Linked DNA regions of Mus musculus: region 2 is linked to region 1. The links are chromatin loops, found by intact Hi-C in ENCODE. Cell type or tissue: gastrocnemius. All regions are shown on one strand. Each heading gives the region's core, and the rest is flanking DNA. Links, peaks and the distances in the headings are about the cores only. Region 1 holds the start of Nrbf2 (nuclear receptor binding factor 2). Region 2 overlaps Jmjd1c (jumonji domain containing 1C).

What was found. Hi-C counts contacts between places; a loop is a spot of excess contacts. Peaks named below come from ENCODE experiments on the same cell type or tissue, not always from the same donor. Only the 100,000 strongest peaks of a DNase experiment are listed, where the experiment ranks them.
Region 2: a loop joins it to region 1, with 2.2 times the contacts of the local background. A loop is called at or near these places in 1 of 42 quality-filtered maps.

What each region holds. Positions count from the first base shown.
Region 1 is chr10:67,282,639-67,287,031 of GRCm38, forward strand. It overlaps Nrbf2 (nuclear receptor binding factor 2), which reads right to left and starts at 2,643. Exons shown (of 4, transcript NM_001036293.2): 1 at 2,459-2,643. The coding sequence starts at 2,488. Gm46200 (a long non-coding RNA gene) reads left to right here and starts at 2,795. Exons shown (of 3, transcript XR_001779690.1): 1 at 2,795-2,882. In gastrocnemius, for the core only: a CTCF peak has its summit at 2,249; DNase peaks (open chromatin) are centred at 1,777, 2,352 and 2,727; H3K4me3 peaks cover 3,003 bases; H3K27ac peaks cover 4,000 bases.
Region 2 is chr10:67,224,123-67,228,515 of GRCm38, forward strand. Jmjd1c (jumonji domain containing 1C) reads left to right here. Exons shown (of 26, transcript NM_207221.3): 9 at 1-59; 10 at 615-2,794. Among named protein-coding and RNA genes, the nearest start is that of Nrbf2, 59 kb to the right of the region's middle. In gastrocnemius, for the core only: no CTCF peak of the experiment used is centred there; DNase peaks (open chromatin) are centred at 2,118 and 2,286; H3K4me3 peaks cover 1,794 bases; H3K27ac peaks cover 2,336 bases.

The DNA of each region.
Region 1 (4,393 bases), core at 285-4,284:
AGAGGCACAGTGACACAGTCCACTCTAAAGAGCACACAGAAATGAAAACCACAAGTACATTAATAGGAAAGCATTGTTAGAAGGTGATGACAAGCTGGAATGCAGGGTATTTAAGGGACTGACCTGAGCAATCATTTAATTCCCCTCAGCTTAGGCCTGTTCACCAGCAAACCTCACACACACTTGTACTAAGTCCCAAGGATGCTCTGAGGGCATGGGATTCTAAACCCAGGTACAGTAGTGAAGTTCCATAGTAGGCATTTGGAGTACATTTCCATGACGAACTGTATGGTTTACGAGAACTTTCATTAAGTCACAGAATTTAGGGCTACCTTTTCATGTTGGGGGAAGACAAGGCTGTGTACTCACTGACATTCAGAAACAAAACAAAACTTCAAAAAACTTTAGTCTAGGGCTCAGTGGATAAAGACACTCACTCACACACACACACACACACACACACACACACACACACACAACACACACCGCTTACATGAGTTCAATCTCCAAACCCACATGGTGGAGGGAAATGACATTCCCAAGCTGTCTTGATTTCCACAGAAATGACCCGCGCACAGACACAAGCCCTAGTCTCTAGCACCTCTTTAACAGAAGCTTGCCAATGCTACTCTGCAATGCACTTAAATCATTCAAGTAAACACCCTGTTACCTTTCAATGGTTAGCTAGGCTGAAAATCAGAAATCTTCAAAATCTCAAATGGCTTAAAAATTCAAACTGCCACATTTCTGAAATTTGTCACGTAAATTTTAGGACCGGATAATGGAATTGTGCTAGCCTCCTAATTTACCTATTTAAGACAGCAAACCTCAGCAGGGCCTGGAATCCCAGCATTTAGAAAGCTAAGCTCATGACCAGCCTGGGCGACAGTGAGCTTGGAGCTAGCATGGCTCAAACACACAGTAGCTAAATAAAAGTCCCATTGCCACCAGCTGCCTCCTTTATCCCAGACTGAGGGATTGGTACTCCAACTTCCACTGCCCCAGTTTCAGTGTTCTCATAGGGAACACCGAATACGCTTGTGGAGCAGGTAGCCAGGGTTAGGCTACACCCTGCTGCCAAATCAAGTGAAGCTAACTGGAAGTGAACCAGTGATCGTTCGGCAAGGACACTTGAACTTTGAAGCACTCGGTAAACAGCTGGCTACGACTAATAATATTCCTGTGGAGTTTCCCTGGTGAGCCACCCATACTTCACTACAAACTATAGTTGGCCACACAAATTCTCTTACAAACAAGAGAGGCGCGAGGTTATTTCCCTAGCTCCCCAAAACTCACCAGTGTAGCCTCATTAGCCTGAAGTGTAATCCACTTAGAAACGGACGCAGGGTCTAAATTAGTAACTCTTGGGTAGATTTCTCGGAGCTGCAAACCTGGCGCCAGGGATGGAACCATAGCTTTAGGTGTTCACTCTCCAGCGTTGACGCTCAACACTCCCAAATCTCATTAAGTGACAGGGGCTACGGTCTCACTGGAGCAACTAACTCTTCCAATGTTCCATCCATAACGTACAGTTCTACGTGTCTCTTATCTATTCAGTCCTTTAATCCTCACAACGAACGAGGGTTAAAACAAAAACAAAAAAAAACAATGAAGTGAAAATTTTTGTTCAAGGTCTCTTGAGGCTATTAGGTGACTAAGCCCGAGTTCAAATCCAGGAGTTTGGCTCCAGAAATCCATAGTCTGAAACCACAGACTCTGGCTTCTCTGCACAGCACGGACCAGGCTCTTCCAAGCCGGGAGGGAGGGCAGAGTTCCAAAGGAAGCAATCAATCTTTCCCGGTCCTGCTCTCAATCCCTCCGCATCATCGCAAACCACCTACAGACTTGGGACTTGCAAAGTTTTACTCCGCAACACTAAGGAACCAGACGTCTGCATCTGAATTTCATGAACCTTTTCCCAGGAAACCCGAAGATGTCCTGTGATCACACTTAGAACAGAACTGTGGGAGGTTTGGGGTTTTGTGGGGTTGTTTGGGGCGGTGTGTGTGTGTGTGTTCCTTTTTGCCCCAAACAATAATGACCCGGCCCCCTGTGTGTCTCTCTGTATGTGTTTCTGAGAAAGGCAAACACGTCTGGTACTTTCGTGAGCCTTAAAGCAAAGGCACCGGGCTGCGGGGCGTGGACTGGGGTTCCGATCCAGCTGTTTCAGAGGGGCCTTCGCTAGCCCAGCTGCGAGGGCAGCAGGGAAGAGGGGGTGCGGTGTGCGAGGCGCGGCCCCGACACCCCGACTCTGCCCGCGGCCTGCAGGCGGCGGCTACGTGGCGCTGGGACGCGGTCCCAGCAGGGCAGATGCCACGGGCCCCGAGGGAGAGGCCTGAGCCCCGGGGATCAGGGTCCCCTCCATGAGCTCGCGGCTCCCCCTTCAGTGCCGCTTGACCCCCTCAGCCCGCGTTTCCCCGCAGCCTACCGGTCCCCGACTCAGCCCGCGACCACTCACAAGGTTGAGGGGTCCTTCCATCACTTCCATAAACCCCGGGGTGAGCAGCGGCCCGAGGCGGAGCGGCGGCGCCCGGGCACATGGAGGGGCAGCGAGGGCAGGGAGACGCGGCGGCTGGCAGGAGGCTCCTCGCAGAACCCGGAGCCGGCAGTGAGAGCCCAAGAGCGACAGCCGCGCCACTTCCGCCTCCGACGTCGCGTCGCGGGGGGCCGTCCCGGCGTCGCTGCGCGCGGCGGCGTGACGTCGCCACGCGCCGGCGCGAGGCAGGGGGCGCGGCTGGGGTGAGAGCATGGGGTGGGCGGGGCTAGGGGCGGGGCAGCAGCTAAGTGACAAAAACCGCCCCTCTCCTCGCGAGAGGGAGCTCTGCTAGACTTCGGCGGCGGCTGTCACGTGATGAGCCGGGTCTGGCTAGTTGGTTAATAAGGTCACTCTGCACGCTTGACCTTTCTTCCTTCCCGTAGGCTTTCTCAGGTCCTCTCCTTGTACCTCACCCCTCCTTCTCCGTTTCTGTTCTATCTCCGTTGACTTTTTTTTAAAAAGCAAATTTGAGCCAAGTTAACACCCTGCACTAGATCCGCCTTACAGGAGGTTTCCATATTTTTTGCCTTTTGGCAGAGAGTCTGTGGCCCAGATCTTGTACATGTGGCAGTCTTGTGTCGAGCATATGAGCAGGTGCCACCATACCTCCACTCCACCGAGAGGATTTGACAGAGATAAGTGACCCCAGGGTCACAAACTAATTCTAAAGCAAGAAGGATTATAAGCCACCAAGTATAACCGTTCTTCAACAACTATGTACTAAATCACTGTGCTAAGGTCTTTCTGTTTCCGCACCCACTGGCAAGTAGATATGGTTTATGGAGAAAGGGAGATGGAGAGGAGCTGAGAGAACAACTAACATATTGTGTGAAGGAAACCGGGCTTACCTGGAGGTTTTTTTTTTTTTTTTTTTTTTTTAAAGATTTATTTATTTTTATTATATATAAGTACACTGTAGCTGTCTTTAGACACTCCAGAAGAGGGCGTCAGATCTCATTACGGATGGTTGTGAGCCACCATGTGGTTGCTGGGATTTGAACTTCGGACCTTTGGAAGAGCAGTCGGGTGCTCTTACACACTGAGCCATCTCACCAGCCCCTTACCTGGAGGTTTTACAGTACCAAATTCTGTAATGAAAAAAACTTCAAAGAACCACATGAATGTACCTTTAAGAATTTGTAATATTGGAGGACGTGGAGACGCAGGTTGGGTGTTAAAGGAAACCCACCTGGGGTGTGATTTTTTTTTAAGATTTATTTATTTAATTTATTTTAGTACACAGTCACTGTCTTCAGACAGACCAGAAGAGGGCATCAGATCCCATTAGAGATGGTTGTGAGCCACCATGTGGTTGCTGGGAATTGAACTAAGGACCTCTGGAAGAGCAGTCAGTGCTCTTAACCTCTGAGCCATCTCTCCAGCCCCCTGGGATGTGATTTTTTTTTTTTAATATGAAACCTTAAAAAGCCAGCCGAGGAAAGAGCAGAGGCAATGTACAACATCTGTAAACGGGGAGGAAGAGATGACATATATAACTTAATATGAATAATATATAGCATATATATCTAAAATGATTTCAAAAGCCACATGGGTTGTGAAGTGGGCCCTAAGGTTTCAGGTACTAACCAGACCCCAATTACTTACCTTGATTGAAGCTTGGAAGATGCAAACAAGGAGCCATTCGGGCCAGGCCCAGACTCCTGATCTATGGCATTTGTTATTTAGTATGTGTGTTGTCTCAAGCCATTGTATCTGGTAGTTTGTTCTATGGCTGTCCTGATTAGCTTTAACTGACACTGCCTGAGTCACCTAAGTGGAGAGCCCCAATTAAGGTATTTCCCGGATGTGATTGGCTGGTGGATAGTCTGCAGGGATTGTTTTGAGTCTTAGCTAATG
Region 2 (4,393 bases), core at 155-4,154, 59 kb before region 1:
AAGATTACAGTGCATTCCAGTCCCCCACTGACAAAGACATTAGCAGATCACCACAAAGAGTAAGCTTACCAGTGTTTAACACTTAACACATGCCTTTGGCTTTCGTGGTTTTTTTTTTTTTTTTTTTGGTTTTTTTTTTTTTTTTTTTTGGTTTTTCGAGACAGGGTTTCTCTGTGTAGCCCTGGCTGTCCTGGAACTCACTCTGTAGATCAGGCTGGCCTCAAACTCAGAAATCCGCCTGCCTCTGCCTCCTAAGTGCTGGGATTAAAGGCATGCGCCACCACGCCCGGCTCATGATTTTCTCAATCCACTTTTTAAATAGTTTATTTAAAATTGGTGTCAAATCCAGACTGAAGATTCTTTTCTTTTCCTTGTGTTTTGCCTTGTTGAGTCAGTCTGCTATTGAACTCATTGCAATCCTCCTGCCTCAGCCTTCCAAGTAATGGCAATAATAGGTATAAGTCACTACATGTGGATATGTTCTTTTCACACTGGTATATCTTCCAATTTTAAATACTATCAAAACTGTTTGCTTTCATAACAGAATAACATTTCATAAAAATCATTTTGTATGGAAAAGTGATTACAGGAATCTTTGTGTATTTTCTTTGTAGAGAATTGGAGAGGAAAGCTTTTATGGAACCATTACGGTCTAATGCATCCACATCAGTAAAAGGTGACCTGGATCTTAATAGGTCACAGGCAGGAAAAGATTGTCACTTGCATAGGCATTTTGTGGGTCCAAGGCCACCCCAGGAGACTGGAGAGAGACTGAACAAATACAAGGAGGAACATCGTCGGATTCTTCAGGAGAGTATTGATGTGGCTCCATTTACAACCAAAATCAAGGGTCATGAGGTTGAAAGAGAGAATTACTCCAGAGTAGTACCATCATCTTCTAGTCCTAAAAGCCATGCTATCAAACAAGATAAAGACGTAGACCGCTCCGTGTCAGAGATTTATAAGATGAAGCACTCAGTGCCTCAGAGTTTGCCCCAGAGTAACTACTTCACTACTTTATCTAATAGTGTGGTCAATGAGCCACCAAGATCCTACCCATCCAAAGAAGTTTCCAACATTTACACTGAGAAACAAAATAATAACCTTTCTGCAACAGCCAATCCTCAAACTCATTCTTTTATATCATCTCTTTCGAAGCCTCCACCTTTGATTAAACACCAACCAGAAAGTGAAAGTTTAGTGGGCAAGATACCAGACCATCTTCCCCATCAGAGTGCATCTCACTCAGTAACAACGTTCAGAAGTGATTGTCGGAGCCCTACCCATCTGACTGTTTCTTCTACTAATGCACTCCGCAGCATGCCTGCTCTGCACAGGGCACCAGTATTCCATCCACCAATCCACCACAGTTTGGAAAGAAAGGAAAGCAGCTACAGTAGCCTTTCCCCTCCAACACTGACACCGGTGATGCCAGTAAATGCTGGTGGCAAAGTTCAAGAATCTCAGAAGCCTCCAACTCTAATTCCTGAGCCAAAAGACTCTCAGTCAAATTTTAAGAATTCTTCTGATCAGAGTCTAACGGAAATGTGGAGATCTAATAACAACCTCAACAGAGAGAAAGCTGAGTGGCCCGTGGAAAAGAGTAGTGGAAAGTCCCAGGCTGCTGTGGCATCTGTCATTGTTCGTCCACCTTCTAGTACAAAAGTTGATAGTGTGCCATCTGTACCATTAGCTTCCAAAGATCGAGTTTGTGAAAGATCTTCATCTGGGGCAAATAAAACAGATTACCTCAAACCAGAAGCCGGAGAGACTGGAAGAATTATTCTACCAAATGTGAATTTAGAAAGTGCTCATGTGAAATCTGAAAAAAACTTTGAAGCTGTCTCCCAGGGCAACGTTCCTGTTTCAGTCATGTCTGCTGTAAATGTAGTCTCTACTACCAAAGCAGATGTGTTCACATCTGCTGCCACTACCACCAGTGTCTCCAGCTTGAGTAGTGCAGAAACAAGTTATTCTTTATCAAATACCATTTCGGCCTCTACACCCTTCGAATGTACTTCTTCAAAAAGTGTTGTTAGTCAGGCAGTGGCGCAAGCAAAGGACTGCACAGTCAGCACCGCGGTTCCAGGCACTCTGGCCTGTAGTAAGACAGGAAGTGCTGTTCAGCCCGGCTCTGGCTTCTCAGGCACAACTGATTTTATTCATTTAAAAAAGCACAAGGCAGCGTTGGCTGCAGCTCAGTTTAAAAATAGTAGTGTCAGTGAGGCTGAACTTAATACTGTGAGAAATCAGACAGTGGCAGCCTCTCTTCCCCTGGATAGCACCATGACCTGCACTGCAAGTAACAAAGCAATCTCTGTAGGAAATGGGCCAGCAGCCCAGTCCAGTCAGCCCAACTACCACACTAAACTGAAGAAGGCCTGGCTCACCAGACATTCAGAAGAAGATAAAAATACTAATAAAATGGAAAATTCAGGGAATTCTGTATCCGAAATTATTAAGCCATGTTCTGTCAACTTAATAGCCTCTACATCTAATGATATAGAAAATCGTGCAGATGGCAGAGTCGCTGTAGATAAATATGGAAGAGATGAGAAAGTCAGCAGGAGAAAAGCCAAAAGAACTTACGAATCTGGCTCTGAAAGTGGAGACTCAGATGAGAGCGAAAGCAAGTCGGAGCAGAGGACTAAACGGCAGCCGAAGCCAACTTATAAAAAGAAGCAGAACGACCTGCAGAAGAGGAAAGGCGAGGTCGAAGAGGACTCGAAGCCTAATGGAGTTCTCAGCAGGAGCGCCAAGGACAAAAGTAAACTGAAGTTGCAGAACAGTAATAGCGGTGAGTAAATACATTGATTTATCGCAAATAAAATGGGCCACGGGTCCTCGCAGTAAGGATGTGGCTCCATGGGATGTAGTTGTGAATTTCCTTTCTGCCTTTCCTGTCTCCCCACAAGAGGAAAAGATTAGATCCCCGATCTTGAGAGATGTTTTCACCTGACATTTGTTGTAGGAAAGACAGTACAGTGTGAAGTTTAGAAATTGATCTTTTCCTAGAAATGTCAAAATACAGCTTTGATTATTACACCAGAAAAGAACTGTACTTCTGATACTAAAGTATTTAGCTGAGACCTGATCTCATTCGAGAAGTAGTTCCTGTTTAGCTGTAAGCACAGTACTGAGGAGCAGTGTGATGTGGTCCGTCTCACCCTAACCATGTAACAAAGCTGGGAGTTTAGGGAGATTTCCTAAATCATTTTTGCTTAAATTTACTTTATGAGCTGAAATTGTGACCGAATTTTAGAATGTTTACAATATACTTGTTGATGTATACACTAGTGAGTCCCCTACACTCTATAATTAATTTCTGTATCCCAAAGTGCATTTATGGTGTTGACATTGAGAAATCAAGGGTTCGCATGTATTTATGTGACTTTAATGTCTTGCTCCCGAGTTCTCTTCACTAGGGCAGCTGTTTTTGAATTTGTTAACCAAGATCTAGGTCTTCAAGGCTCTCACTGTATAAAAGGAGCGGTGTTAGGTAATGTATGTTAGTAGGGTTTTATTCACAGACCTATACATTTTAGATACATTGCCAATAAATTAGACAGTTTGAATTAAAGGATGATGCCTTATTTAAAGCAGATAGTATTATTAAATTACTAGAAGAAATTTACTAATATCAAGTATGGCCTAGTATAGAAGAATTAATAGTATCAAAAGCCCTTCAATAAGTTACCTTTGTAATTCATTCACTTCTTTAAAAAAAAAAAAAAAACCCTTCAGAAGTGCCTATTTTGTTATCACATAATTAAGAATTGGTTTCACGTATATCATTTTGAAAAATTCATAGTACTTTTTAAGTTATTACAATCCGTGTTATGAAGTTTCACATTCTAAACTGCTCCCATCATATAGAATTAAAAGTATATTGGTCAAAGTTAATTCCCAGTTTAAAAGAAATAGAAACAGGATTGCATTTAGTTTTCTCTAGTGTAATCAATTTAGAAGTAAATGATTGAAGAAAGTGTGCGAAATAATGTCTCATCAGTGGTGTGATATGTGTTGTTCATTCTAACACCCTTTAATAAAGTCCAGAGGAAAGATCTCTTGTATGCATTGGAAAAGAAGCGCCTTTTCATTAGTTTATGTGCATGGGTGTTTTCCTGCTTGAATTAAGTGTGCATTATGTGTATGTCTGGTGCCGTGGAGGCCAGAAAATAGCATTAGATCTCCAGGGGCTGGAATTGAAGTTATAGGCATTGGGGATTGAACCTTGGTCTTCTGGAAGAGCAGCCAGTGGTATTGACTAGAAAGCCATCTCTGCAACCCTAGAAACATCTTTATACCAGTCGTTATGCCATAACTGGCATGTGCTGTGTGCCTGAGCATATGTGATTACTGGGTGGTCTCTAGCCCATGATAAAGACTAAAA